2 separate regions of the Homo sapiens genome follow, and region 2 is linked to region 1. A link is a loop called in an ENCODE intact Hi-C map of the cell type or tissue named here. Cell type or tissue: mesothelial cell of epicardium. All regions are shown on one strand. Each heading gives the region's core, and the rest is flanking DNA. Links, peaks and the distances in the headings are about the cores only.

Region 1 (12,735 bases), core at 2,089-10,088:
TGGCCCTACTAGATGGCAGTGGGGCAAGAACAGGTGGTCCCAGTGGCTAAGCAGCCAGCACTTCTGGCCTTCCCACCTAGACTATCTCTGTACCCTTCTCTAATTGAAAGGACAGTCTCACTTTGGGCCAGAAACCACCATTACATGAGGGATGGACACTATACATTTTGAATGTGGACACTTGGTTATGACAGTGCAACTATAAAGATAGCCAATTTTCTTCCTTGTCTTCTCCTGAAGATAATCCTCCCTCTTACTGACTGAAGCTCTGGTTCCAGCTCTGCTCACGGGCAATGCCTGGCTTTATACAGTTATAAGGCCATGCTATGGACTAGCTGCTGGCTCGACAGCTGGCCCTTCCTCCTGAGAGGAGGATGTGGTGGGACATGGCTTGCTGGGCCTGGCCTACCATTCCCACAGGGAGCCCGAGGTGGAGTGAGCCTGTGAAAATTAGCTTGCCACCTTGGCACCATAAGCTGCTCTAATCACAATACCATACCAACCAACCACTCCAAAACCTACCTGCTGGTCAGGAGTTGGGAGGCCGTCTGGCTGGCTGAGGGATAGGGCACAGTGCCACGGAAGGCATCAGAAACCCAAGAGGAGCCGGGCTGTACACAGAGCTGCTCTGGGCAGCTGCACTCTTAGCCTCTTCCACCTCAAGGAGCCAAAGCAAATCTCAGGCTCCAGGGGCAGAGGAGGAACTGTCTTCATTCCAGGCCCTCGCTCTGGAAAAAGGGGTGATGCGTAGCCTAGGCCTTTGGGGAACCAGTCTATCATCAATCTTTGCAAAGCTATTCTTTTTCCAACTTTATTCAGAATGCTCTGCCTTCAAGGTACAGATTTTACATAGGAAATATACCAGGTATAGTTACTGAGCTGGGGTCATCAATAGAGATGGAGCACCACAGACTCTTAAGAGTTCTAGCCATGCTAGAGTGGGAAGATCTATCCACCTTCTGATCGTACGGGGCAGAAGCCTCCAGGTCCTGGAGCCAGGCTTTCTCCTGGTTTTCCCTGTGCTGATGGCAAATACTGAACAAGTCTCACATCCTTTACTTCTAAGCCCAGAAATGCAGTCTCACTCCCTGACACTCTCTGCTCTCTTCTAGAAGCAGTAAGCCTGACTGGTAGGGAAACCACCCTGAGGGGTATGGGAAGGGGAAGTCTGTTCACTTTCCCTGTCTCCCAAAATACAAGAGGTGGGGTAACACCCTCCCCAGGCTCTCCGAGCCTACAGAGCTAGCCCAGTCTCCAGGCAAGGCCCAGATGCCCTGGGACTTAGCTCGGGGAGGGAGGTATAGGCATGGGGTGCCCATTTGTCCCGGGGGTTGCAGAGCCCTGCCCCTTTTCTGGGTGGCAGTAGGAACACAGAAGCTAAGGTCACCAAAATCCTATGTTTTTAGGGAATTTCCCAGAAACATTTTCAAGTAGACTACCAAACTACCCTTTCTCATTTAAAAATTCGTTAAACTTCTAAAACCCCTCCCATGCACTTCTTATAAATTAGATATTTGTCTAAACAAACAAAAATAGGGGCAAAAGGATATTTTCAAAGGAAACTTACTTTTTACATGATGAAGACATGCACTTGGGGGTGGGTAGGTGTGAGTTCTCATTTGTGTTTTGAAATCCCAAATTAATGAGCATGATAAACTGTTATTGCGGGCACTGGCTTTACCCTAAGTGGCACTGTCTGAGTCCGTGATGGGTTCCCTCAACCTTCCACTAACTCCGCCCACCCTTTCCCTTTCTATTGATTTGGGACAGCCCTTGTCAACAAAGCACTGTAATTTATTTAATCTTCACAATGGAGAGGACATAGATACTGTTATTATCCCCATTGTATAGATGCAGGTGAACCCAAGCAGCCTGGCTGCTATACTGCCCAAAACATAGGCTTTGGAGACAAACTAGGTTCAAACCATGGCTCTGACACTCAGTAACTATGTAGTCTTAAGCTAGTACTTTGACCTCTATTAATAAGCTATTGATGATGTAACTGTTTATAAACATGCAGCACACTGTCTGAAACACAGCAAACACTCAAAAAAAAAAAAAAAAAAAAAGACACACACACTTTTCAGCCAAGTGAGGTTGCTCACACCTGTAATCCCAGTTACTAGGGATGCTAAGGCAGGAGGATCGCTTGAGTTCGGGAATTCAAGATCAGCCTGGACAATATAGTGAGACCCCATCTCTTTAAAAAACAACAACAACTTCTCATAGTGCTATCATATTTTCTCCAAAAGATTCACTTTTTGCTGAACTGAGATTCACCTTCTGGTTTCTAATATCTTGAGCATTATCTCATCCCTCCCCCAAACATTTAAGTACCAAAAACCCCCAATATAAATCTAAATATCTCTACAAATATATTTTATTGTTCCTTGCTTAATGGGCATTTCCCAAAAGCAGGTATACCATAGGTTTAAAAAAAATACAAAAACAAAACAACCCTATATCTTCAACACTATCATGCCTGAAGTTTTTTAAAAAAATATTTAACCCTCATAATTACTTAATGATACAGAGCAATACTAACTTCATTTTGTAGGCAAGAAAACAGGTTCAGAAAAAATTATTCAAAGAAAACTGTAGGCATATTCAAACAGACTCTTACGTTACTTAAGTTTTTTGAAACCAAACCAGCAGAGTTATTCACCCTTAAGATGCTGCTTCCAGAAATCAGAAGGATTAGAGGTACTGTTGGAGGAGTCCAATAACCATGGTAACAATTTAATGGATGGAGGGGGAAAAAATCCTCCAGAATCTCTAATCTTCAGAATCTTGGAGCTAAGGATGTAGCTCTAAGAGGTTTAATCAGATTAGTAGAATCAAAACTCACAGACAAAGCAGGGAAATAAAGAGAGCTGACCTCCATGAAATATTGCTTTGTAACCTCTTAGTTTTCAACAGTGAATTTACAGAACTGATACAAAATCCTTCACTTGATCCTATAAAAAATAAAGGATGACTTACATATATCTTTTCAGGCTTTATAATTCAAAATTAAACAAGACACACATTTGCCTTGCTTAGAACTTTAGCTAGTAAGCTATCAGATGATTAACCACTTACCAAAATATTAAAATAGCTATTGAACCCAAGACAAAAATAGGTAAACAAACAGGTAGGAGAGAGTAAGAAATTTAAATTTTAATTTTTGACAAATACTGACATAACATATACTATATGCCAAGCATGGGCTTGAGCCCTTTATAAATAGTAATTCATTTAATCCTCACAAGTGAATCACAGGGCACAGAAAGGTTAAGTAATTTGCCCAAGTTCACATAGCTGATAAACTGTGGAGCCAGGATACAAACCCAGGAAGTATGGTTTCAAATAGCCCATAAACATATAAAAATGTGTTTGAGTTCATTCTAAAGAACTGCATAATTAAAAACAGACACAATTTTTGCCTCTCATGCTGGCAAAGATGAAATAGTTTGATCATAACCTAAGGATATGAAAAAACAAGTATTCTCTTATATTACTGGTGGAATTGTAAACTTACCACCTTTCAAAGGGACAATTTGACAAAACCTAGAAAAGTTTTAAATGAACAAACCTGTTACCCAACAGAATTTCTTACAACTATTCTTATGAAAGCACAGGCAGTTATGTACAAGGAGATTCACTCTAGAACTGACTTGTAATAAAAAAAATATATATAACTTAAGTGTCCATCAACAGAAGAATGAGATAAATTATAACTACCCAATGCAACACTGAGCTACTTTTTAGAAGGCTATATATCGATATGTGCCAATATGAAAAAAATGTATAAAATGCAATCATCATAGTAGTTTACAGAATAAGATGTATTATAAAGTCCATGTGGGGTTTCTTAAGGATCGATATATGTATTGATGTGTGTCCATATGCACATACATATATGCACAGAAGCACAGAAAATATCTTGAATGATCATCTAAGAAATTGTTAACATTAATTGCCTTTGGGGAGCGAAAAGAGAAGCAGAGAAGAAATAGGAATAGTGTCTGTTTTAATACCATCATATAGGTTTTGTTTTTATAATTGTGTACACTATTACATTTATGGAGTTTGAATGGCTTTACAAAAACAAGTGATTTTAGAATAGGATGGAATTAGGACAGTCTCAAGGATACCAAGCAAAACTTTGCTTTAAAATACTGAGACCCCACCTCTACAAAAAATTTAAAAGTTAGCCAGGTGTAGAGCTGCACGCCTGTAGCGCAGCAACTAGGGAGCCTGAGGTGGGAGGACTGCGTAATCCAGAAGTTAGAGGCTACAGTGAGCTATGATCGCACCACTGCACTTTAGCCTGGGTGACAAAGCAAGACCCTGTCTACTCAGTGATTCAGTCTAGATCAAGACCATGTAAGAATCTCACAAATAATCCTTCTAGGAAAAGAAAAAAAAATCTAAAGGAAAAAAAAAAACAAAATGAACGTCCCTGAAGGAAGAAATTATAAAGAAAATTTTCTATCTTCTATCTCAGGGATAGAGATATAGAGATATAACATAGAGATATGTTTTCCTTTATGTTTACTCGGTGTGAGATAATAAAGGAAGACAGCCGGAGACATAGTATAAACCACTAACGTACAAACACTACACTCTGAGTCCATCTTTGCTTTAACTAGCTATACGACTTTGGGTAGTTGCTCAATGCCTCTTTTTCCAGGTCTTCCTCAAGCAAGAAATTGAACTCAATTTCTAAGATCCTCCTAGATCTAAAACTTCAAAATGTCATTACTTTATCATAGTTTAAAAAAGAATCTCTACACATAATAATCTAAGAGCATGCAGCCATGGATAGAAGTTTGCACTTATGATTATAGCAATTTATTAAGGAAATGTTGCTGGAACTATCCCCATCTACTGTTGGGAACTTACCAGGAGTCAGGCTTCCAGCACATCTGGGTAGAGGAGGAACTTTGACATCTTTGGCTGTGCACAAAGACAGAATGTTATCAAGTACTGTGGATGGCTTGATGACTCAATGGGGTTGCTTTTATGCTTTTATTTTGGTTTCTTTATAAATTCTTGAATATAAGCCAATCAGACTAGTGGATCTCTAGCCTCAGCACAAACATGAAATGTTAACAACGCAGAGAAACTTTTACCTATAGAACATAGGCAGTTTCACCATCAGCGACTTCAGTAAAAATTCCCCAAGAAGCTTTCTGGATAAGTCATATAGAAAATTTGCATTACTATACACAACAGCCAGATTAGGAAAAGGGAAGAACAAGACTAACAAGCCCCTCACAATCCCAACAGAAAAAAACAAGTACAAGGGCATGAAAAAGACAATCATTGAAGAAGAAATGTAACAGAGCAATAAATACTGGAAGAGGTCTACCAATCTCAAAGAAATGCTAATTAAAAACAATGAAGTGCAAGTTTTAACCTATAAAAGTGACAAAGATTACTAAAACCCACAAATACCCCCTAGTAATAGGAATTGTGCAAGCAGGCACATTCACATACTGCTTACACAGGTGGCAACCAACATGAGCTTTCTAGAAAACAATTTGGCAAGAGGCACTAACAGCTTATAAAAAGTTCATTTCCTTTCCCTATTAACTCCATGCTTGAAAACATATTCTAAAATAAAATTCATACAAAGGTATGTATTTTCCAGACGGTTTTTTAAATGAAAAAAATATGGAAACAAAATGGGCCCAAATAAAACCATGGTACATTGGTACAATAAAATCTTAGGCTTTTTTTTATACAAAAAAATGACATTGTATTTAAAAAAGATAAAGCAAAAAATACAGAATATCTTGGGTTATTTGCTTGTAAGTATTATGAGTGTTTTCTATTTTCTTTTTTTTGTGGAGACAAGGTCTTACTACTCTGTCACTTGGGCTGGAGTGTGATGGTGTGATCACAGCTCACTGCAACCTCGACTTTCCAGGCTCAAGCAATCCTCCCACATCAGCCTCCTAAGTAGCTGAGACTATAGGCATGTTCCACAACACCTGGCCAGTTTTTTTTTTGTTTTTTTTTTTTAATAGACAAGGTCTCACTATGTTGCTCAGGCTGGTCTTGAACGCCTAGGCTCAAGCAATCCTCCCGCCTCAGCCTCCCAAAGTGTTGGGATTACAGGCATGAACCACTGGGCCCAGCGTATTTTTCGAATTTTGTACATTGAGTATATAAATATTAGGCATGGATTCAAATACTGATATTCTCATTTTTACTTCTCTAGTAGTTTAAAGAAAATCTTAAGTGTAATAAACATTCTAATTGATTGACTTTTTTTCTTCCTTAGTACATAAAATAATGGTGTTTCATGACCAATTCTCCAGGGTATCGTGTTTATAATAACAACATTAAAGTGCTATAGATGAATTGTGTTCCCAAAATTCCTATGTTGAAGCTCTAACTCCCAATGTGACAGTATTTGGGAGATGGGGCCTTTGGGAGACAATTAGGTTGGATGAGGTCAGATTAGATGATTGGGTTACATGAGCACATGATGAGATTAGCGCTCTTATAAGAAGAGATACCAGAAAACTTGCTATCCCTGTCTCTACCATGTGAGAACACAGGGAGAGGGCAACCCCTACAAGCACCCAACCATGCTGGCACCCTCATCTCAGACTTTCAAGCGTGCAGCATGGCGAGGGGAAATAAGTTTCTATTGTTAAAGCCACCCAGTCAATGGTGCTTTGTTACGGCAGCTCAAGCAGACTAAGACAACACGAAGATGTACTATCAAAAATCAAAATATTTTTAACATCTCGTACTTGGAAAGAAGCTTTCTAGATAAGTCATATAGAAAATTTGCTTAGTGGGGCGTGAAGAGCAAGCCCTCACAAAGAAACAATGCATTAACATAAATTCCTTAATTTTGGCAAGTGAAATAAAAACACAATCATCAGGAAGACCCTGTGTGCAGGTGGCTCTCTTCCATCCTTAACCTGGAGTCTACCTCCAGGCTCTTAGCCTCTGCTATCAGCCAGTTTCGTGATCTACAAAAACCCAGACAAGATCTCAAACCACTACAGCCACCTCCATGCATGTCTCACATCAGAGACATCATTCCTGATGACATCCCAGGGCATAAAGATCATCACCATGTACCAAATCTAGCAGTTGAAGGCTCCAAACTCCCTTAAAAATGGGCAACTCCCTGACAAACTTTAAGAGTGTGAAGAATTAAAACCAGCTGCTCAGTTGCTCGTTTTACCTTTACCCACTGCACTGTGGTCACCAGAACATAGGACAAGAACAATGGTATTTTCATGGCTGATGAGGTATAACTAGCCTGCCCCTAAAAGGACAGAGGGGAGTGGGAGAGAGAAGACACACAGATGCTGCGTTCTAACTCTGATTCTGGATGTGAATAAGGTTTCTCAATTTGATGCTGATCCAGAGCTAGGGCTACCCAGCTGGTCACCTGATGGCCACCCTCATTAACTGCAAGACAACTGGTTGGTAAACACACCATCCCCTTAAGACTCTTATGAGGAATACTCAGTTTGGATCACCAGCCACGAAATAAAAGCCAATCTACTTCAGAATCCTTTGTAGCCCGTCTCCCCACTCAGGAACTACACTTGCCAGTAGATTATATGAAATCAAGTTTTTTACATTCCTGTAGGATAGAAATAAAACCTTAGAATTCCCCTTCTAGGAAGTGCAAATAGAAAACATGGAAAAGCAAAGATGAAACTTTTTATGGGAATTAAGTTACATATACATGGAACTTTCTGAAAACTAAGTCTGTACAAAATAAGACCTTTGTGTTTTACAGAGGAGTTTTAATAAAAATTTGTGAAATAAAATTAGATTTGATAATTTAAAAATGAACTCGGAATTGCTCATTTGCCTACTACTGATCTAGCTTCCTATGGCATTTATACATACACATACAAAAAGCAGCTCAAGTAAAGAAGCATTGTTTGAGAGTTTTATCACATGCTTTATGATGATTCAGATAGGTGGTGCCTTGCTGGAGATCTTATGCCACAAAAAGGTCTTATTAGTCCAGGGTGACTGACTTCCCTTTCCTCTGGGGTCCAGAGCTTTCTCCAAGTATGCCCCCCACCAGGAAAACAGGCAGTTCAGCATGAAACCAGCTTGGGCCTTACATGTAGGTGCCTAATGATAAACGGTAGATATCTGTTCCCTACTTCCCCTAACTCTTTCATCCTTTATATTTCCCTAAAACACATGGAAAAGCTATGAAGAGGTCGGGGGACAAGGGCCCTCCATATATAAAGACCTTCATTCACAAAGGATGTGTTGAGATAACATTTTATAAACTGTACTTAGAAATCTATTCTCGAAACTGCTTGCCAACTCCCGAAATCCCTTTAAGCAAGGAGAAAAGCCTTTCAGTTTAACTTCATAAAGAGAAAACCATAAAATGCAAGTACTTCATAGAGGTTAAAAGGTAAAATACATTATTTTGAAAGCATAAACCACCACAGGGCAGACAAATGACTCAGAGCTTCCCCAGTTTTGTTATAGGGGAAAGGCTGAAGCTGGGAGAAGAGCCTTTAGTATCCAGAGGAGATGCCAGAATATTTGGGAATAGGAAGTCATGGAAAGAAGCTTCTAGAACATCACTCTTCATCTGAGATCAGTCCTGTCTTCTCCATAACAGAAAAGGAACAAGAAGCTTTTTTTTTTTTAATTATTATACTTTAAGTTTTAGGGTACATGTGCACAACGTGCAGGTTAGTTACATATGTATCCATGTGCCATGTTGGTGTGCTGCACCCATTAACTCGTCCTTTAACATTAGGTATATCTTTTATTTATATATTTTTAAGGGTTTTGTTAGTTCTTTAAGGTATCACACAGTTTTCTCAAGAAAGAAAAGATGTACTGGATATCTAGCAGAGGCCAAATGTCAAGCTAAAACACTTTTGCAGAAAGGTATTCGTATTCAACCCTGACAATACAACTATAAGGTAGTTTAATCAAGGTTAAGAAAATATGTCCAAATTCAAGTTAAATAGGAGGTGATCGAGCAGGGATGTGAGTCTGTGTCCTCTAATTTCAAAGTCCATGCTTTTTCTTGACTTTGTGACATACATGAGGGACAACAAAGAAAATCTGATGAAGGAACCTATCAAACCAGAGGGAACAACCAGCATTCCTGCTCCTATTAAAAATCAGGCTGGGCACAGTGGCTCACGCCTGTAATCCCAGCACTCTGTGAGGCTGAGGTGGGCAGATCACCTGAGGTTAGGATTTTGAGACCAGCCCGGCCAACATGGCAAAACCCCACCTCTACTAAAAATACGAAAATTAGCTGGGTGTGGTGGCACATGCCTGTAATCCCAGGTACTTGGGAGGCTTGGGCAGGAAAATCGCTTGAACCTAGGAGGCTGAGGTTGCAATGATCCAAGATGGCACCCACTGCACTCCAGCCCAGGCAACAGAGCCGAGACTTCATCTCAAAAAACAAAAAACAAAACAAAAAAACACAGAAGTCCCATTCTATGTTTAAATCATGTTCTAACATTTTGCAGAATTTGTTTAAATGCCCCAGTAAAGAAAAATACAATACCTTTATACTGAATTATTTCTGCTTGTTTTGTTGCTTGGGAAACACTTTTGGAGAATGTTAACAAGAAGATACCAAATATCCATAGCTCAGCAAGAGAGTCACTGCACTAAATTCCTAAATAGTCCACAACCACAGAAAACGGGCAGTGGCAGCACAGAATAATCAAAAGCAGCTTCGTATTTTCTACATAAAACAAAGCATCATTTGTATTGAGGCATGTTTAGAAGGTACCACTGAAAGCCAGGCTGCAGCCTGGAATGGCTTAAAATACCAAGTTTAACAATCACATCAATGGCTTTTAAACTTTAGAGGCAAACAGCTTCCTTCTACTTGAAATTCAAAGTGAAGAATTAGATGCAAAGCTAATAGATTAATTCAGTACACACACAGGCTTAGAGACTATCCAATGCCTTAATTAACATCATTACAAGTGTATTTAGCCAACCACCTGGGTTTTAATGAGAGAAAGGTAAAGGTCAAAAAAAAATTTTTTTTTAACAAGTTGCTTCAAACTAAGTCCCCCTACTGGGGAAAAATAAAGCACAAATAATTTAACTACAAATAAAAGACTTAACATAAACAGTTTTTATTTTGGCACATTAAGGAACTATTCCTTAATCAGTCTATATTTTTTCTGTATTTTAATTGAGGCAGTACTGCAATTAAAAGTTCACTGAACTTTGCTGTTCTGCCTCAGCTTGAACCTACTTCCTCACCAATACTGAACAACTAGGAGAATTACAGCGGGCAAAACACTACAGATTGAAGACTGGTGGAAGGCAGAAGGGACAGAAGTAGACAGGGACCAGCCTTCTCTAGAGAGCAAGAGGCCTTGACCACCTAATGCTTCCAGAGTAAGGACAAAATCTCCAGGGTTTAAAGAAAGAACAGAAACACTACCAACTGTGAGCTTTAATTACATCATAGATGTTAGATCAAATTATGTTTCATTTCTTGGAGACCAGTAGAAAAAAAAATATTAGCTGAGCCATTTACTCGCTATGTGGTAGTAACAGCTACCATAATGAGCTGCAATTAGATATCTGTGCTTCCTTAGTTTTTGAAGGGGAGGGAACCTGCCCAATGTCTATGACTGAAGAATCCTCCACAATGCATATGGTGGTGGATAGTAAAGTCCATCTTGTACAAATCTTAGCCAAGAAGTCCAAACACACTCTTCCGGGCTCTCTCATGCAGCTAGATCCGAGGCACGTGAACCAGGTTCGGCCATTTATATGCACCTGCCTCACATTTTCAAATTGTCCTTGATTTTCCTTTAAGCACTTTCTCTTCCAGATGGATTTTTGAATCAATTTTGTAGTGTTTTAAAAAAACACACAGGATTTTTAGAGCCATGAAACTACTCTGTGATACAACAATGGTAGATATGTCATTACACGTTTGTTCAAACCCACAGAATACACAATATCAAGAGTGAACCTGATGTAACCTATGGACTTTGGGTGATAATAATGTGTCAATGTAGGTTCATCAGTTGTAACAAATGCACAACTCTGGTGGAAAATGTTGATAATGGTGGAAGCTATGCGTGTGTGGGGGAAAATCTCTGAACCTTCCTCCCAATTTTGGCTGTGAACCTAAAACCACTCAAAAAAAAAAAAGTCTTCTTTAAAAATTGGGGATTTCATTAGGGATTAAATGGAATGTCTACATAATTATGGAGGAGCTAGATGGTTTAAAATAATGAATCAGGTTATTCAGAAAAACAGTATTTCCTTCTACTTATTCAGGTCTTCCTTTAAGTCCTTCAATAAAGTTTTATTTTCTTTAATGTGAGGCTGCATAGCCAGTCACAGTGGTTCACGCTTGTAATCCCAGCACTTTGGGAGGCCAAAGTGGGTGCATTGTGTAGGCCCAGGAGTTTGAAACCAGCCTGGGCAACATGGCGGAAACCCCATCTCTATTAAAAAAAACAACAACAGCAACAAAACCCCACAAAAATTAGCCAGGCATGGTAGCGTGGTGGCTACTCAGGAGGCTGAGGTGGGAGAATTACTTGAGCCTGAGAGGTCAAGGATGCAGTGAGCCGAGATCACGCCACTGCACTCCAGCCTGGGTGACTCAGCAAAACCCTGTCTCAAAAAAAAAAAAAAAAAAAAAGCTTGCACATATTTCTTCTTAGGTTGATAAAGTTTTTGTTCTATTGTAAAATGGGACTTTTTTTCCTATTCATTTTCCAAACAGTGTTGCTGTACAAAAAGATACTAACTTCCAGTGTGGCTCTTATATCTACTGTAAACTCCTACTAGGTCCAGATTTAATATCACAATACTCTTAATCTTAAGAGTCTAGTAATTATTTAATTTTTAAAACTAAGTAACTGTTTAATAGTAGTAATATGAATGTTTTCTGATAGTAAAGGTCACTTAAAATTAAGAAACGTGGTAAAGGTTGTAGGCCTCTCTGGAGAGCTTCAAAAATAAACACAGTGCCTCGTTTGCTTATTTTAGATCAAGGTCCTAACATAAAGCAGGGAGAGGAAAAAAAATAAGATGCCCTCATCTGGCCTTCTCCCTGTATTATGGTTTAATACTGATTTTTGCTCCCTTAGGCCAAACTCAAGGTCAAGAAAAATATAGTGCTCATTTGCACTGATGGAACAGCAGGAACAAGGTGAATATGCTCTCTAAAAAAACATGGTAAAGTTTTAAAAATTACATTCTCCACCGTGCCTCTATTGCCTTCTGAAAACACTTTTTGCCCAGCTATAAGCATTTCCTAGGTAAAAATGCATAATCACAAAAAAGAGAGGAATTCTGCTATTTTGAGTTTACTCGATGATTTTCAATAGTTTAAGTTTCACTGTACATAATATTGCAAATATCCGCTGGGCGCAGTGGCTCATATTTGTAATCCTAGCACTTTGCGAGGCCGAGGCGAGTGGATCACTTGAGGTCAGGAGTTCAAGACCAGCCTGGCCAACATGGAGAAACCCCCATGTCTACCAAAAATACAAAAATTAGCCAGGCGTGGTGGCACGGGCCTATAATCCCAACTACTCGGGAGGCTGAGGCAGGAGAATTGCTTGAACCCAGGAGGCGGAGGTTGCAGTGAGTGGAGATGGTGCACAACTGCACTCCAGCCTGGGTAACAGAGTCTGTCTGTCTCAAAAGACACAGGCTGTCTCAAAAGAATAAGAACCAACAAACATAATATTGCAAATATCCTTATATACATATAGTTTG
Region 2 (12,735 bases), core at 1,306-9,305, 55 kb before region 1:
GCTTTGTGATGAAGGGTTTGATTTTCCTCTAACTAGGACAAGGATGGGACAAAGACAATTTGGTAGCTTGGTATCTCTAAAGTCAGGAGGCAAGGATTACAAACAGCCGGCCTGTAACAGCAACACAGTCTGCGCACCAGCCACAAGAACACAGGCATCTTATCTGGCTGGTGACGCACAGTAACTGTGCGGGGCACAGCAGCCAGCAAGCGGGTCAGACATAGGAGAGACCAACAGGCTTATCTCCTACCTCCTGTTCCCACAGCCCCTGCTTATTATCAGAAAATCCGGAATTCTTCGTAAGACTGGATGGAACCCTCACATACAATGATGCAGCCGTTTTGGAAAACAGTTTGGCAGTCGTTCAAAAGGTTAAGTGCAGAGTTACTACATGGCCCTGCAGTTCTACTCCTATGGGAATGTATGTTCACACAAAAACTTGTACACGAATGCTCACAGTAACGCCATTTGTACTAGCTAAAGGTACGTCAAATGACAACAACAAAATGTTCTTTGCCCACACAATGGATTATTGGGCAGTAGAAAGGAATGAAGTATCGATTCATGCTACAACATGGATGAAGCTTGAAAACATTCTGCTAAGTGAAAGAAGCCAGTCACAAAGGATCTACATGATTCCATTCATATGTCATGCCCAGAATAGCCAAATCTTTCAGAAAGTATAAATGGTTGCCAGGGGCTGGGGGTTATGCAGGCTATGCAGGCCTGTGGGGTAATGGTAAGGGATATGTGACTTCTTTCTAGAGTGACCAAATGTTCTAAAATTAGGTTGTAGGGATGGTTGTACAACTCTATGAATATATTTAAAATTAGTCTATTGTATGCTTTAAATGGGTGAACTGTATGGATGTGTATTATACCTAAACAAAACTGCTTAAAAAAAATTAAAAGGCTAGGCACGGTGGCTCACACCTGTAATTCTTGCACTTAGGCCAACACAGAAGGATCACTTGAGCCCAGGAGTTTGAGACAAGCCTGGGCAACACAGTGAAGACCTGGTCTCTATACAAAAATAATAACAAAGAGGCCAGGCGCGGTGGCTCATGCCTGTAATCCCAGCACATTGGAGGCCGAGGCGGGTGGATCATGAGGTCAGGAGTTCGAGACCAGCCTGGCCAAGATGGTGAAACCCCGTCTCAACTAAAAAAAATACAAAAATTAGCCAGGCGCGGTAGTGGGCGCCTGTAATCCCAGCTACTCAGGAGGCTGAGGCAGGAGAATCGCTTGAACCCAGGAGGTGGAGTCTGCAGTGAGCTGAGATCACGCCACTGCACTCTAGCCTGGGCGACAGAGCAAGACTCCATCTCAAAAAATAAATAAATAAAAATAAACAAAGTTAGCTGGGTGCAGTGATGTGCGCCTGAAGTCCAAGCTACTCAGGAGGCTGAGGTGGGAGGATCACTTGAGCCCAGGAGGTAAAGGTTGCAGTGAGCCAAGATCACACCACTGCATTCTAGCCTGGGCGACAGGGTGAAACCCTGTCTCAAAAATAAAGAAAATACTGCCTATTCTGTTACATTTTGGTCCAAAATCACTTCCTTGATTCTAGTGTTCCTTGGTTGCCTTAAAGTGGCTTTTAGCAAGACCACAAAGATAGGAAACATTTTACATCAGTAAGAGAAGGGGTAGTAGAAGACATGCAGGCAGGAATCTACAACTATCCCCTCTTCTTAGCCCTGGGCCATAGCCCTGACAGTCCCAGGGGCCCAGTTCCACCACTGTGTCATGATGGGGTGATGCAGATAGACCATCCTTCTGTCTCAAACGTCTTCTGCATCTAAGAAATTCTGTTCAAAAGATGGTTTATGGCGAGAGATGCTGCCATCTAAAGGCATACTACAAAAGCATTTATACTACTATAAAAATAATCCAATTCCTAGCCAGCTACATGGGTGTACTACATCTTAAACTAGACTGTTATCAAATAAGCTAATAATACTTTACAAATAAGGACGGTATTTCAAACTTCAGGAACCATCGTTTTTAAATGATTCATGTAGTATTTAATCACTTGGCGGTCTTCATAATTTAACCCTGTCATAAAGGGAACTTTTACAAAGATTAAAATAGAATGGTTACAGGGGACACACAATTGCAATCTAAGTGCGGGATGTAGGCTATTCAACAGTATCCAGACTTTATCTACAACATATATATATATCCACACATAAATATGCGTAGGGAAAAAGACTTGTGGGGGTTTGGGGGTGGAGCTAAACTATTTGCTGTGTAAGAGACATAAACTAGAAAGAAGGGCCTGAATAGGACAGATACAAATGGAATCAATTAGCTGGGTGTGGTGGCGTTTGCCTGTAGTCCCAGCTACTCAGGAGGCTGAGGTAGGAGGGTCTTGTAAGCCCAGGAGTTGGAGGCTACAGTAAGCCGTGATTGCACCACTGTGCTCCAGCCAAGGTGACAGAGCAAGACCCTGTCTCAGACAAAAAAAGAGAAAAAAAAAAAAAAGGAACCAGAACAAAGACAAGAACCCATATACACTTTTGGTTTGCCACCTACTCTCTAAGGTAAAATGAACTGCTGACATATTTTCCCTTCATCTGCCCTCATCCATTTGAAGGACCTGGGGAGGTAAAGCTCTTTGTTATTATTGCCTGATAATTTGCCCAATGAGCAGGCATGGCCACTGCTCAAGAAGTGCCTGTATTTCTGCTCCCCTTAACTCTTCAGGGTACAGTAACAGCAAATCTAAAGAGATCTATTTCCAAGCTCCAATCTACCTACCCAAGAGAGTCTTCAAAACTATTCTCTAATAGTAAGCACTTTCTTAAAATGTGGGCTATTTCATTAATGTATGATGGTTATTGTAAATGTCTGGATCCTGGAACCCAGTATCACCCAGAGCCTTCAGAAAGCATCCACGTGCCTGCCTGTTTAACTGTCTTAGAACGGTTCTATTCAGATCCAACCCCTAACTCATAGACTCAACCCTGAGGAGCCAGGATACTCAACGCAGGGACTCATGAGTTGGGCAGACCTAGGTTCAAATACTGTACCCAGGCCTGGCACGGTGGTTCATGCCTGTAATCCCAGCACTTTGGGAGGCCGAGGTGGGTGGATTGCCTCATGAGTTCCAGACCAGCCTGGGTAACATAGTGAAACCCCATCTCTACTTAAAAAAAAAAAAAAAAAAAAAATTAGCTGGGTGTGGTGGCATGTGCCTGTAGTCCCAGCTACTTTGGAGGCTGAAGTACGAGAATCACTTGAACCCAGGAGATGGAGGGTGCAGTGAGCTGAGATCACACCACTGCACTCCAGCCTGGGCAACAGAGTGAGACTGTCTCAAACAAAACAAAAGAAAAACAAAACAAAACAAAACAAAACTGTACCCCTCCCTCCTCATGTCCCCTAACTCGGGCCTTAATATGTCCCAGACCCTAAAGGTGAGCAAATGAACCTCTTGCTACAAGGGGAAAATCCACGCACAAAGACCAGGCCCACCTGGTTCCCAGGCACACTAAATCACAGTAATGTCACATACGAAAGGAGACCTAGAATATAACAAAGTAAGTAAAATATATATTCAGTGGTCACACAAGGCAAAGCACGCACATACATTAATTCACTCATTCCTAATAACTCTGGGAGAAAAGTACAATTTCCCTCATTTTTAGGTCAGGAAACTGAGGTTCAAATAAGTTGTTCTTATCTGAACTCGGCCCACACATGACAAAGCAGGAAGGAATTCACACCCTGGTCTATGCAGTTTTGAAGCCCAGGCACTGAATCACCATTGAGCACTTATACAACTATCAAATCTGGATTAAATATGCAATTCTAGAAAAAGCCCAGGCACTGGGAACTTCCACCACCCAGTCATCAACATCCATGGACGCTGGCTGCAGAGGCAGCAAATCGTTTATGCATCCTACTTGTCTCTGATCTTCCCTTTTACTAGAGGAAATATTAAGTGAATATAAACAACTGTTCTCCTGCATGATCCTTGTATTTAAATTGCTTTTCACAAACAGCTGAACATAAAGTGCTGTAAAACAAGATAAATTTATAACCATAGGTTTTATTGTCCCCCACAATCACTCATTAGAGAATTTGTGCATACTTTGCATTAAGCAGAGCAGATGATACGTGTTTGCCTCCACTCCCTCTCAAAACACCATTAAAGTTGTAGCAAAAAGATTAAAGAAAGACCAGTGGGGAAAGGAGAAAGAGCCACTGGCCAGAAACCAAGCCTCTGAAGGTAGGAAACAGATTGCCAAGGAGCAGTGGAGCAGGTGGAGCAGAAAGGTTAGTGTTGGGTGGGGGCAGGGGAAGGGGCGGGGGGAGGGGGAGTGATGAGGGCTCAGCCCGGGCCAGAGCCTCGGTGACAGCAGGCCCATCGGAAGGCAGGGGCGCGGGTGACATCCAGTAGTGTGGCTGGTTGAAAACTACTGAAGGAAAAGTGAGACCCCCCAATCCCAGAAATTTCTTAAGCCTGGAACATCCCTTCCCCTCCCTCATCCTGGAGGCCAAGTTTATTCTCTGGAAAGGCTCAATTCTAAGACCATGGAGAGAGATTCAAGAGCTAAACTCATGAGTGCCGTTTTCTTTTCATGTTTTTTTTAAACTTGTAACTGCTAAGGAAAAAGTAGATTAAGAAATATTCTACATGCAGACTGATGGGCCAGAGACGTATCTCCCACCCCCAGCCCCCAGCTATGAGATCTGACAGCCAAGCTTATAGGCCACGGCAGGAAGAGATGGGAGGATTCCTCTCTGGGGAAGCTCATCAAGAGAAGAAGGCCTAAAGATAATCATAGTTGGGGACCCCCCACCCCAAGAAAGGTAGATCCCTGACCATCATGCTGCAGCACAGCTTGCCCTCAACGTACCCCTTTCAATCAGCTTTTAGCACCTTATATACAAATAAGGAGCCAAGGACCACCAGGCAGGTGAGGAAAGACCTACCCTGAAAGACAGCAACTGACACAGATTAAGAAAGGAACTCTGAGTTGGGCACGGTGGTGCACGCCTGTAGTCCCAGCTACTTGGGAGGACTGCCTAAGCCCAGGAGTTCGAGGCTGCAATGAGCTATGATTGTGCCAACCCTGTCTCTTTAAAAAAATAAACTAAGGAATGAGAGAAAAGAAGAAACGCCCTATAGAAAGAAAAGCAATACTGTTTCTATTACACAAAAGGATACTGGCACAAGGGACATCTGGAGCCCATGATGTGGGCAGCTAAGCAGGCTGCGGCTACAGAACAACTGCAGGCCACACAGTCAGGAGCCATCACAGTCACCAAGCGCCAATCACACATGACCACCTATTAAACCACAATGACACTAATCGCTGTGCCATCTATACGGAACACTCCCCCACATAAAGCAGCCACAGTCCTTATCAACAGAGATCCAGACTGAAAAATCCATCTCCCCAAGCCCTCACTCAGGGAAAACTACTGCCCAGCACCTTCCCCTCACAACTTTTTGTTTAAAACGAAATATTCAAGCATAAGCTACTTTTAACTTCCCCCTTTTACTTAAACCAAGTGTTATGAGATTAATCCCCCCAAATTAACCAGAATGTAATACTACATAATAATTACCCAGAAAGCATGATATTCCAGCTACTGGGTATGTTTTAACGCAGGAGGCTCTTAAAAACAAAACAAGACTTGTCTGTGGATAAAAACATGAAATAAACAACAACAACAACAACGAGAACAAGGAAAGACCGTCTGGTATTAGCTGACAACCAGCTCCTCTAGGAGCTGGCATGTCTCCAGGGCTGGGCTCCCAGTCCCCCGCCGCCCCCGGTACTGGTATCCTGCTGCCGCCGCTTTTCCAGCTGTAACGTGCACAGGCTTCAAATGTAGATTCTGATGTTCAAGGTGTGGGCTGGGACCACAGATGACACTTTGGTAGCACGAACGGGGTCTCTAGGGAAGACCGCTGTTTACCACCCACTCCAGTCAGGTTCAAGTGAAGTGCAGTGGCTGTGAGTGGAGCACCAACGTGTTCAGTTTACAAGATTTAAGATAAATGGGCATTACCCTCCATCATAAATTAAAGCTACTTCATCTGAACTCTAGATCCTTCTCCTCATTCCAATTTCCCCAGGCCACTGCCCCTCCCCTCACAATCTCCACTATGTGATACAGGAGAAGGTGGATCTCAAAGTTATAAAGGACCCTTAAAATTAAAAACAACAAAGTGCCAAAAGTAAGTTACACAGCCATAAACCCAAAGATATCAAGTATGCAGCTTGCAAAAGAAAAAAAAAACAACAAAACAAAACCCAAGCACCTGTCAGCTTCTTTAACTGTGTAGCAGGGCCTGTGTCAGTCTGGAAGGATGTGGCCAGAACCCTCCCTTAATTACTCCACTCTGCAGCCCAGAAGGTACAGCACTCTCCCCATTCAGAATTCTGCCTTTACATAAATCTCCAAATAGACTTTCCCAGCGGCCAGTTTTCCTGCTTTTTGACATTTTAATCACACAGCTGACTATTTTGCTGCTTAGAAACTGCCACATAAGGAGTATTTTTTAAAAGAGATGGTAGAAATAAACCAAACCCAGCTTTATCTCGAGGCAGTGAAAGGGAGAAGGGCAGGGATTACCTTTCATTTCTGAGTGTTTCGGTTAAAGATAATTATATATTTATATGAAAGCAATATTTGGGACACAGAACACCTGAGGCTACTTATTGCATTTAAAGTGGATCTTACATTTTTCATGATATCTGGAGGCTGTGAAAAGTGACACTGTATGTTATCAATCATTTTAGGGATTTTTTTGCATCCTGAACTTTCACAGTAAAGGTTCCTGCCAATTTTATCTGATCTAGGTTTTCATTCCACAGTGGGAAATTTCACAAGATGAGGAAAATAAAGAGATGAGTAAGATAATATTTTGGGGGCAGGGGGAACCTTTATCACTAAGGCAAATTGCATTAAATAGCCAATTCCTAATGGCAAACCGTGGTAAACTACCAGATAAGTCTTGGATTTTAAGGAGCAAGACATCCAGACAGAGCTTCTAAAGTTTGACCCCTCTTCCCCTGCCCCCCCAACAAAAGAGTGCTTGGTCAGGGAGGAGAATGAGGTGACATGCAATTAGGGACTGAAAAAAGATGATGACTTGGCCTACCCAAGCCTGTGGGATAAAGGGAGTCTTTATAACAGGAACATGGGCTGGCTCCCTGTGCTTTTGTCTCTTGCCTGAGTTGAGGCACGGCTCGGGGGACAGAAGGCACCGTCCAAAGACACCATCTTACAGGGTAAGAGCCTCTTGGGAAGATTCACCTTGGGGGAAGGAGACAGAAAATGAACTGACCAAGCTGGAAAACCTTGGCCAAAGAGGAGGGCAATTTCAAACACAGCCTGGCATCCATCCCTTGGATATCTCCCATGAGAGGCAGAAGGGGATTAAGTAACTAAACTGCTGACAGCTCTCCTCCAGGGAATGACAAAACGCAGCACCAGGCCCCCCACAACTCCTGGGATACAGGGTATGGATGAAGGACAAGGCACCTGGAAACAGAAGTGCACCAGCTGTCCCAGCAGACACCCTCTGGGTACTTCCAGAAGCATTCAGGAACACTTTTACAAGGGCCTGGGGCCTTGTATGAAAAGGTAGTGGCAAAAGATCAGTGTGATTTGAGTCACTACTACTGGGACCTCATCCTAATCCAAAGACAAGTGAGATCTAGGGAAATTCAGACTGCAATTCTAGGGAAGAAAAAAACAGAAGACAAAAAAGTGTGTCACCTGCTGATAGTGAAGAAAACACAAAAGTCACCTAACACCACTCTTAATAAGCCTCCTTTTATTTATTTCAAATACCTTGTTTGCGAAGATCCACTGGGAAAGGGCAGACAGCCTTTATTCATTGGTGCAACGCCTAAGACATTGTGAGGATGTAAATGTTCACAATCTGGTAGGAAAACAGTATATCAAACTGGAGCCATGCTCCTTTTTTCCAAATTGTATCTTAAGTTCCAGGATACATGTGCAAAATGTGCAGGTCTGTTACATAGGTAAACATGGCAATGGTGGTTTGCTGCACCTATCAACCCATCACCTAGGTATTAAGCCCCACATACATTAGCTACTTATCCTGATGCTCTCCCTCCCCCCGTGCCCTGACGGGCCCCGGTATGTGTTGTTCTTCTCCATGTGTTCTCATTACTTCATCCATGTCCCTGCAAAGGACATGATCTTGTTCCTTTTTGTGGCTGCATAGTATTCTATGGTGTATATGTACTACACTTCCTTTAGTTTATCATTGATGGGCATTTGGGTTGATTCCACATCTTTACTATTGTGAATAGTGCCACAATAAACATACGTGTGCACGTCTTTACAGAAAGATTTGTGTTCTTTTGGGTATATACCTCGTAATGGGATTGCTAGGTCAAATGGTATTTCTGGTTCTAGATCCTTGAGGAATCGCCACACTGTCTTCCATGATAGTTCAACTAATTTACATTCCCAGGAACAGTGTAAAAGAGGTCCTGTTCCTCCACAGCCTCACGAGCATCTGTTTCTTGGCTTTTTAATAACCGCCATTCCGACTGACATGAGATGGTATCTCATTGTGGTTCTGATTTGCATTTCTCAAATGATCAGTGATGTTGAGCTTTTTTTCTTATGTTTGTTGGCCATGTAAATGTCTTCTTTTCAAAATTGTCTGTTCATGTCCTTCGCCCACTTTTTGATGGGATTTTTTTGTAGCCATGCTCCTTTCAATAAGGTATCATTAAAATAAATGTTAACACTTTCAAGTTCCAGTTTGTAGTCTACATGTTTATAGCATCATGAGTACAATAAGCTCCTAGTACAACAAAGTAACTTGAGTAACATTTCTGCTTTCTTCCAGTGCAATCTGTCATGCTGTTCTCACACTGTACTAAAATTGTTATATATGAAAGCATGGAAATGCATTAATTCATTTTATTTACTCAACAAATATCTGTGACACATCCACTGCATACCAGGCACAAGGGTGAGAACCACAGACATGACTGAACTCTCGATGCTCTCGGTTAAGATGGCAAGAGTCTACTATATCATTTGAATTTTATTTCAAAACACTTCAACATAAGCTGGGATATGTCCAGTGGCTGTAAGCCAACTGCCTAAAAGCAATGAATTGTCTTAATCTGGAAGACAGGCTCCAAGAGTAGTTAACCAGCTTTTAATCAAAAAGCCACACTCAAGAGACACTACTGCAAGCCAGTCTGCTAGCTATCCTTATCACCAACCAAGAGCAGGTTATGTTAACTAGTATACTTTGGGTCAGAAATGGGCTTTCATATTGGTTAAATTACTGACTTTGTTAATTAGTATTACAGCTGTTGGAACATTTTCAGTGGTGAAATTGATGATATTTGAGGTAAGGGAGTTGACTGGAAATGTCAGAAACACTCTGCCTGTGTGTGACCCAAATATAAAAATCTAGCAGGCCAGATTGTAATAAGCCTCAGAAATGTAAGGCTCAAGGTTAAGAATGGTGCCCTAGGTTTGATAAGTAAATGGCCCCAGGTCCAGCTGCTGATTCCCAGGAATTGTTAAGTCCCTGATGTAAAATGGCAGGAAAACCTGAATTCTGCCTTTGGTGGGCCAAATTCTAAAGATATCATTCCAAGATCCCATCCCCTCATTACTGAATCAAACACAATCTGGGTACGACCATGTAGGGACTCTGCAGATGGAATTAAGAATACTAATTAGATGACCTTCAAATAGATTATCCTGGATTATCTGGGTAAGCTTGCTATAATCACACAGACCCTCGAAAGCAGAAGTGAGAAAAGGCAGGAGGAAGGGTCAGACACTAAAGTGTGAGAAGGAAGCCACCTTTCTGGCATTGAAGATGAAGGAAGGGAACCACAAACAGGAATGCAGGCAGCCTCTAAAGTTGAGAAGAATCCTCAGCTGACAGCCAGTAAAGAAATGGGGACCTAGGCCGGGCTCAACAGCTCACGCCTGTAATCCCAGCACTTTGGGAGACCGAGGCGGGTGGATCACCTGAGGTCAGGAGTTCGAGACCAGCCTGACCAACATGGTGAAACCCCATCTCTACTAAAAATACAAAAAATTAGCTGGGCGTGGTAGGCACCTGTATTCCCAGCTACTCAGGAGGCTGAGGCAGGAGAATTGCTTGAACCCGGGAGTCGGAGGTTGCAGTGAGCCGAGATCACGACACTGCACTCCAGCCTGGGCAACAGAGTAAGACTCTGTCAAAAAAGGAAGGAAGGAAGGAAGGGAGGGAGGGAGGAAGGAAGGAATGGGGACCTCAGTCCTACAGTCACATGGAACTGAATTCTGCCCTCCTGAATGAGCCTGGAAGTGGTTCATCCCCTGAGCCTTAACAGAACACCACCCTGCTACCGTCTTGATTTTGGCCTAAGGAAACCTAGAGAAGAGAGCCAGATGTGCCTGGACTTCTGTCCTAAAGAATTGTGAGATAATAGATTTAAGATAAGCTTGTAGTAATTTCTCAGGGCAGCAATAAAACACTGACATAATGTCTATGAAACACTGTCTCATGTGCTACAGGTAAACACCAAATGCAAGCTGCTGTCAGAGCAGACTCCTGAAAAGGACAAAGCTGGAGCCTCACCAGGCGTATAAAGCAGGTTGTGTGGCTGTGCTGTGACAGCCTACTAATAAATCTGTATGGGCAGAACTCCACCTAAGCCTTATTTTCATTCATGCCTGGTTGTGAGCTCACAAGGAGGAAATCTCTAGCTCTTACTTCCTCTGACTTTTGGTAGTAATTACAATGTGCCATAAAGAATCTAATACCAGCTGGGCATGGTGGCTCACGCCTGAAATCCCAGCACTTTGTGAGGCTGAGGTGGGAGGATCACTTGAGCCCAGGAGTTCAGGACCAGCCTGGGAAACATGGTGAAACTCCATCTCTACAAAAAAATACAAAAATTAGCTGGGCATGGTGGTGCGTGCCTGTACTTGGTGAGGAGGGCGGGGGGTGGGGAGAGCTGAGGCGGGAGGATCACACAAGTCGAGGCTGCAGTGAGTCATGCTCATGCTACTGTACTCCAGTCTGGGTGATAAAATGAGGCCCTGTCTCTGGAAAAAAAAAAAATGCAGCTGATTTCCTTAGCTTTGTAGGAATGGTTAAGAAAATAGCTACAAACAATTGAACAACCACAAACTTTGATTTAAAGATATCCCTGGAGGAAAGATCGATCTTCCTAGAATGGCTAATTTCAGAGTTTGTCTAAGGAACTCAGGAAGTAGGCCTTAAGCCACAGGGCTCTTCTGTTGTTTGCACAAGGAGGAAGTGAGCCCTCCACTGCCTGAAGTAACTGACTCCAAAAGGAAGGCAGGATCCTTGAGAATTTTCTTTCCCTGTGGGTTCAGACCAGCCCCTGGACCAACAGCAACAGCATCACCTGCGAACTTATTAGACATGCAAATTCTCAGCCCCTCCCCAGACCACAGAGTGATTCCGATGCCCCACTCAGGCTTGTTTTTTGTTTTTGAGACAAAATCTCGTTCCGTCGCCCAGGATGGAGTGCAGTGGTGCGATCTCAGCTCACTGCAACCTCTGCCTCCCAGGTTCAAGTGATTCTTATGCCTCAGCCTCCTACAGACAGGCACCACCACACCCGGCTAATTTTTGTATTTTTAGTAGAGACAGGGTTTCACTATGTTGGCCAGGCTGGTCTCGAACACCAGACCTCAAATGATCCGCCCGCCTCAGCTTCCCAAAGTGCTGGGATTATAGGTGTGAGCCACCTCACCTGGCCTCCCACTCAAGTTTGAAACCCACTGGCACGGCCTGTCTGGAGTAGCTATGCAAGACCTTGCCCACAGCCCAAGAAAGCTCAAAATTCAAGTATGAAGACAAAACAGTATGATGTTAAATGACTTGGGAAAAACAGCAGCGGGAGGGAGGAAGGCAGCGATTGAGCTGTACCTGAGGCTGGGGGCACGAGGGGAGACTGGCGTCACTGAATGGGACCACAGAGGTGGGAGGCAGGGGGTTTTACTCTTTCCATTTCCTAAACGAAGTAAAAGCAGTTGGAGGAAGAGAACTTTGTCTCTGTTTAGCTTCTTTACAGTGTTTAGCACAGAGCTATGTACTCAGGTGGGGCACAAATATATATTTCAATAAGAAAAAGTTTATTTCTGCTTTTTAAGTAAATTATACTCATTTGCTATAAATTAGTAACTTCTAAGAAATCCTGTAATTTGGGAATGTCTTCTCCAATATTTACTCAGTACAGTGGCTACCACAGAATTCCATTTCATTTCTGTCAGGGCAGGAGATTCAGAAGTAAGGGGAGGAATGTGAGAAGGGAGATATGGGGAGGTGTTGGAGGGGTTGAGGTGGGGTGAGGGGAGCGTGGGTCCCAGCCCAGTCCCTTGAAAGCTTCCACTGATTAGAAGGTGCTCCACGACCCCTCCCTAACCAGCCAGGAGAGGGTGAAGGCAGAGCAGTCCTATGTCTCACTCAATAGCACTCTCTCTTTCCATCCTCCACAGTGACCAGGTCAAGACTATCCCAGCCTTCTCCAACAAATCTAATACACGCACATACACACTCCACCCTTCGCCCTATACAGAAAAAAATCACCATCGGAAGGGAGCACCTGAAGGAAATTCTTCAGCCCCATCCTCACACCTACCTGCTCTGGCATGCATCTGCATACATCCACACACAGCGAATCCTCTACCTGCACTCATGGGCCAAGATCAGGGTGCAGAGATCAAGGGCAAGAACAGGGA

The links. A loop is a pair of places that touch in the nucleus more often than their neighbours do. Peaks named below come from ENCODE experiments on the same cell type or tissue, not always from the same donor. Only the 100,000 strongest peaks of a DNase experiment are listed, where the experiment ranks them.
Region 2: it touches region 1 in a loop (26-fold over the local background); 3 of 110 quality-filtered maps call a loop at or near these places.

The regions. Positions count from the first base shown.
Region 1 is chr2:159,068,681-159,081,415 of GRCh38, reverse strand. The region is part of intron 3 of TANC1 (tetratricopeptide repeat, ankyrin repeat and coiled-coil containing 1); the gene reads right to left. Among named protein-coding and RNA genes, the nearest start is that of TANC1, 110 kb to the right of the region's middle. In mesothelial cell of epicardium, for the core only: CTCF peaks have their summits at 9,796 and 9,999; no DNase peak of the experiment used is centred there.
Region 2 is chr2:159,123,094-159,135,828 of GRCh38, reverse strand. The region is part of intron 4 of TANC1 (tetratricopeptide repeat, ankyrin repeat and coiled-coil containing 1); the gene reads right to left. Among named protein-coding and RNA genes, the nearest start is that of MIR6888, 57 kb to the left of the region's middle. RefSeq lists enhancers at 11,217-11,728, 11,729-12,242. In mesothelial cell of epicardium, for the core only: no CTCF peak of the experiment used is centred there; a DNase peak (open chromatin) is centred at 5,792.